Linked DNA regions of Homo sapiens: region 2 is linked to region 1. The links are chromatin loops, found by intact Hi-C in ENCODE. Cell type or tissue: endothelial cell of umbilical vein. All regions are shown on one strand. Each heading gives the region's core, and the rest is flanking DNA. Links, peaks and the distances in the headings are about the cores only.

Region 1 (2,926 bases), core at 329-2,828:
TAGAACCAACAACTCTTGCTGGCTGATTAGATGTGGGAGGATAAAAGAAATGAACAAATCAAGAAAGACTCCAAGATTCCTGGCTACGCAACTCAACTATTGTCATTTGAGGTAAAATAACTAGGGGGAAAAGGGACTTGGTGAACAAAGAGGAAATCAACAGGCTCTGTTTTGACCATGTTAAGTTTGGGAAGCCTAGTAGACATATGAATGGAAATGGTGACTGGGCAGCTGAATGTAAAGATTTAAAGCAGTAGAAAGGGGTCCAGGCTAAATATAAGATCTCAATTTGGAAATCTTGGGCATACAGATAATATTTGAAGTCACATCACTGGGCTGGGCATGGAGGCTCAAGCCTGTAATCCCAGCACTGTGGAGGCCAAGGCGGATGGATTGCTTGATCTCAGGAGTTTGAGACCAGCCTAGCCAATATGGTGACACCCTGTCCCTATAAAAAATACAAAAAATTAGCTGGGTGCAGTGGTGACTGCCTATAGTCCCAACTACTTGGGAGGCTGAGGTGGGAGGATCCCCTGAGCAAGGGAGGTGGACAATGCAGTGAGCCAAGATCATGCCACTGCACTCCAGCCTGAGTGACAGAGTGAGATTCTGTCTCAAAAAAGTAAAATAAAATAAAGTCACATAGCTGGAAACTTCCTAAAGAGCACATATACATAGAAAGGAGTAGAAGATTTAGGAACTGAAACAGTATCCAGAGGTCGAAAGGGGTAGGAGACAGCAAGGAGACAGAAGAAATGGTCAGTACAGACACAATTTCTGCATGTACTGAGGGGCTAATCCACCAAAAAGCTTTAGTATTTTTTATTACTATTATTGTTGTTATTGTAATTTTTAAAAATGTATTTTTATTTAACTTTTTTTTTGCAGTCGACACACTTTCACCCTTGGGAACTGAGATTATCTTGTGAATTTAAGAACAAAGATCATCAAGCTTCATCACATTGTGTTGTCTCTACTTGAATACCAAATTTTGTTGAATATTATAGAACACACGCTCCTATAAAAATGCTTTATAGATTTAGCAGTTTTCAATTGTATCCTACATTTTATCAAAATTGGGCATGCTTTTTTAACGTAATTATTAAAAAAGAAACCTAAAATATACAAAGTCCAGTTAAAAGAAAACTTACTTCTATGTAAAAACTCTTGTATTCTTGGGGAGATCAAGTGATTTTCCAAGGTTACAGAGCAATTTAGGGACCCGAGAATTAGTAACTATCCAATTCCTAGACAAAGCAATGAGAAAAAGACAAAAATAATAGTGAATGTAGGGGCAGAAAATACCAAAATTGAAGCAATGAAAGAGAAGAAGATAGCAATGGAATTCAAAGATGATCCCACAAAAGATAACTGTTACCTAAAGAAAAGAATCCAATGAGTGGAGCATAAAATATTAAGACACATGATAGAAGAAAACTTCCTGAAATAAAAACAAATTGAACTTGTAGATTTTATAGAGTATACAGGTTAATATAAAGACATCACCTTGTTAAGTTTTTGAACCTAAAATATCAAGAAATAATTCTCTAACATTAAGACTGAATAAAAGTGAGTCATTTACAGAAGGGGAAAATAAATCAGACTTGGTCAAAGCTTCTTCCTGGCAACATTCAGTGACAGAAGTCAGTAAAACAACTAGAAAGTTATGGGAGAAAGAAAGTACTATCTAAGAATATTGCACACAACATTCTTGTTCAAAGTATAAACACAACAGACATTCTCAAACATGAAAGAACGTAAGGACAAAATGTAGCACTCTCATCACCTCTTGAAAAGGATAACAGACATTCCATGATGACATCCAGCCTATCAAGAGCTGAATAAAAATAAAGGCTAAACATGGAGAGGCCACGGTTAACGGATCTGGGATAAGCATCAAATCCATTAACATACAGAACTAAGACTAAACAATTGTAGGAAGGAAGCATGTTTGCAGAATAGAATGTAAATATTAGAGTCCCTGACAAAGTAAAAATAATACAACTAATAAAAGCCAAGGGGCATAGGAGGAAAAATAAGAAGTATAATAATTTGTTTATAAAATCAATAAAGTCACTCTCTAAAACAAAATTCCTAAGAATTTTGTTGTTAGGAGGTCAGAGGCAAACTGACCTCTGATAGAGAACACCAAAAGACACATTTTAAGAACCTTAAGTGATATTAATACTCTTTTTAAAAAAAATCTCAAAAAATACTTGATTTACTTTACATTTATAACATTAATGCATCTCACAGAGTTCCTTAGGTCTCCTGGAGCAATGGGATGGTGGAAGAGGGGAATACGAAACGAAGGTACAGAAAACCTCTAAAAGAGACTGATCTTCCCACAGAGAAATGTGCACCATCTAGAAATGTATTTTATAAAAATTAGTATTGCACTATAGCACTGAATTAAAATCCTTTAGTAAATATGAAAAAGCAGCAAGGGCAAATGTGGGATCATTAGATACACTCAGCTTCTCATAACAATAAGCCACAGTTAATCCTGCAGGGCCTCTTATGTGCAAATAGGTTTTGCTAGACAACATTTATAATATAGGAATCTCCAAATTATAGAAAGAAACAAATTTGAGGCAATGAAGGAAAAGCTAGAAAATAAAGTTGAGAGTGAAGTTAAGAGAAGTGTCAAAACAAACAAAAGAAAAAGAGATAAAAAGCAACATCCGTCCCCTGACCAAATAAATCCATATATATGATTCATGTGAAAAGGCTCAGCAAGAAGTAAGAAAGAGCCAAACTAAGTCAAAACAAGTAAGAATAATCTAAATTTCAAAAGGAAGAAAAACATCTCCATGTTGTGGAGATATGTGTGGTGAAGTTTCAAAAGGATGATTGATATTAATAAGATGGGGTTATATGGGCTTTGCATACAATATAACAGTATTTTCTAAAAACATCTAAGAGG
Region 2 (2,926 bases), core at 260-2,759, 51 kb after region 1:
CTTATTCATTGAGAGGCCAAGGTGGGTGGATCACGAGGTCAAGAGATCAAGATCATCCTGGCCAACATGATGAAACCCTGTCTCTAGTAAAAATACAAAAATTAGCCGGGCGTGGTGGCATGCACCTGTAGTCCCAGCTACTTGGGGGGCTGAGGCAGGAGAATCACTTGAACCCGGGAGGTGGAGGTTGCAGTGAGCCGAGATCGTGCGACTGCACTCCAGCCTGGCAACAGAGTGAGACTCTGTCTTAAAAAAACAAAAACAAAAACAAAGAAACCAAAGAAAAAGAAAAAAGAAACCTTCCTTATTTGAATCGCTGATTTGGAGAATATCACCACTTTACAATTTCTTGGAAGAGTTTGAGTAAGTTTTCTGTAATTGATATATCATCAGTGTTATACTCCAACATGACGTCTTCACAGCAGTGAGAGGCACAGAAGCAATGTGACACTCTGAGGAGCCATTTTACACATACCTACTCTGTTTAAAAGGCAAGACACTGTGCCCTTCAATGCCTCAATTTCCCAAATGAAATTTCCAGTGAGGTTTATGAACACTTCTGATCTCATTAAGGATCTGGCCAAGGACTGTAATTCCAACTTATCTGATCTCCCCAAGGGTCAACTTCACGAATTCATGCCAGTGTAGTACAATCTGAATGGTGATCGAAAGGCTTCCTTCTCAGCCTCCAAAAGCAATTTCCCCATCTGTCAGCTACCTCAAATTCTGACATAAGAGATGTATATACTTAGATATGTGACTTTGGTATTCAAAAAATCCTTATTAATATGCTTATACTCCGGGTGCAGAGACTTTTACAGATGAGGAAACTAAAGCTAATTGGTTAAGTAAATTGTCCTACATCACACAGCTCAAGGGCAGAGCAGGGACTTAAACCTAAGATGCATGACTCCAGAAGCCTTTGCTCTTTCTTACTATCTCATATTGAAGAAATGAGAAAGGTACGGAAAGGTGAGGCTGGAATGCATTCTAGGTAAAACAGGACAAATTCAACTGCTTTACACTTTTGCCTCTGGCCACATTTTCTGGTGTACAAGATACTGTTATCACCCTAGCCCAGCAGCTACAAAGATAACAAATCGAGCTGTAGTTTGAAGTCATTCTTTCTGGATATCTGTTCATCTTGTGTGTGCATATCATGCTGGTTCGTTGGCAAAGGAGTTGCACAGCCTTATTAGGATAGAGCTTGTTTTGATTCTACAAATAAAAATGGGAGTTGACAATACATTAGCAGAGAGATTCTGCAACAGATCTCTAACTCCATAAAGGGGACAATGCCTATGAAAGCCTCATCACAGCTGCTCACCACCATCATTTCGAGACCTGCAGTTTGCAACAGGAGTCAACTCCTGAGATCTTGGATGGCTGCCACAAGGCAGTTTTATGAGCCTTGCAGGCTACTTTCCAAACCGGAAAACGCTTAAATATGAAAGGCACATTTTCAAAGGTTTCTGCTGGTTCTCAAGGGAAGTCCTCTTCCACTTCCTTTGCTGTATTACCCCCACTCTGGCATTTCAAAAGCACAACTTGGACCCTCCCTGTTACCTTCCTGTTCCCACTTTTTCTGGGCCTTCTATCTTTTGCTGACAGTGCTTCAAGGAACCTTAGCTTCTCCAGCAGCAATGCCCTGAGTTTCACCAATTTCAAAGGCTCTGCAAGAAGAATTTCATCATTTTACTTTACGGAGAAGGATCTCAGCAAGATATTCACAAATAAGCTAACCAACCACATTATTTGACACCCTTTTGGGCCTTACACACCAGCAGCTTACACCTCAGTTAAAAAGTGTGGGCACAGCAGAAATGTGGCATTCTTAAGCTTAAAAGTTTAATGCCTGGAAGTGATCCTAGTGATGGTCTATCTCATCCAATTACCTCACTTAACACATAAGGAAACTGAAGTCCAGAGGGTGATTCCAAAGTCACACAACAGAAGAGTAGCAAAACCAATATTAGGGCTAAATATTGCTCTCGACTTTTTTAAGTAAAAAACAGAGAAACATGAAATGATAATGTAAATAGTAGAGCAGTGCCGAATTTGTGGAAGGTGAGAACAGGTGGTGTGTTGGGGGAATGATGATAACAGAGAAAGAGAAAACATGATTAATCACAGTGGGGACTCTTCTCAGATTAAATTTTTTTTCTTGGGAATTGGCTTGAAATTAAGTGCTGAACTAGAAAACCTCTAGCCCATAGAGTTCTAAACCTTAACTCTTGGCTATCACCTTTTTCCCCTTGAATTTTCACAGTTTGTTTTCTCATTTGGCTATTGAGGCCAAAAGCAATGATGGTCTGCCCAAGCGGAACAGCCCAGGATAGTCCAAGAAGCACAGACTAACTCTGGCCAAGCTCCAACCCACAGGCCTCTGTATTGACTCCAACTGAGCCCCTTCTACAGTCTCCAGGCTCTGAGCCACTGGCAGAAGAATACACCCTGGGAAAAGTCACATGTCCATTCTCGGTTTGGGAATTAATGTGCTGGTGTTGGTGGTCTCCTGAAAGCACACACTAACCATACCAGGAGCCTGGATCAGCTGTTGACAGGGTTTCTCAGTACCTATTCCAGGCCCTGGTAAACAACAGGGTGGGAAAATAGGAATCCGTCTAGCCCAGTTCTTGTCTTTGGAACTGCACCCTTCAGCCGCAGCACAAAAACACCACCAGGTGCCTGCAATCTGTAATCAGTGCTCTATTAAAACACTCTCAGAAACACTGGAATTATCCTGATTTCCACACACAGCTGCACAAGGTCCTGTTGGGTAACTGGAGAGTCTTTACAGGTTCACTTAAGCTACAAACTAGAATGCCTTGGTTAGGATTGAGCACATTCAATGGTGAAATCTCCATGTGAGTGGAATGGGTGGATAGGTGGTCATCTCTATTCTATGTCTTGAGATGTAACAGAA

Evidence for each region. A loop is a pair of places that touch in the nucleus more often than their neighbours do. Peaks named below come from ENCODE experiments on the same cell type or tissue, not always from the same donor. Only the 100,000 strongest peaks of a DNase experiment are listed, where the experiment ranks them.
Region 2: a loop joins it to region 1, with 4 times the contacts of the local background. A loop is called at or near these places in 2 of 110 quality-filtered maps.

Annotation. Positions count from the first base shown.
Region 1 is chr14:24,932,726-24,935,651 of GRCh38, forward strand. All of the region lies in intron 2 of STXBP6 (syntaxin binding protein 6), which reads right to left. Among named protein-coding and RNA genes, the nearest start is that of STXBP6, 120 kb to the right of the region's middle. In endothelial cell of umbilical vein, for the core only: no CTCF peak of the experiment used is centred there; a DNase peak (open chromatin) is centred at 1,766.
Region 2 is chr14:24,983,982-24,986,907 of GRCh38, forward strand. The region is part of intron 1 of STXBP6 (syntaxin binding protein 6); the gene reads right to left. Among named protein-coding and RNA genes, the nearest start is that of STXBP6, 65 kb to the right of the region's middle. In endothelial cell of umbilical vein, for the core only: no CTCF peak of the experiment used is centred there; a DNase peak (open chromatin) is centred at 1,410.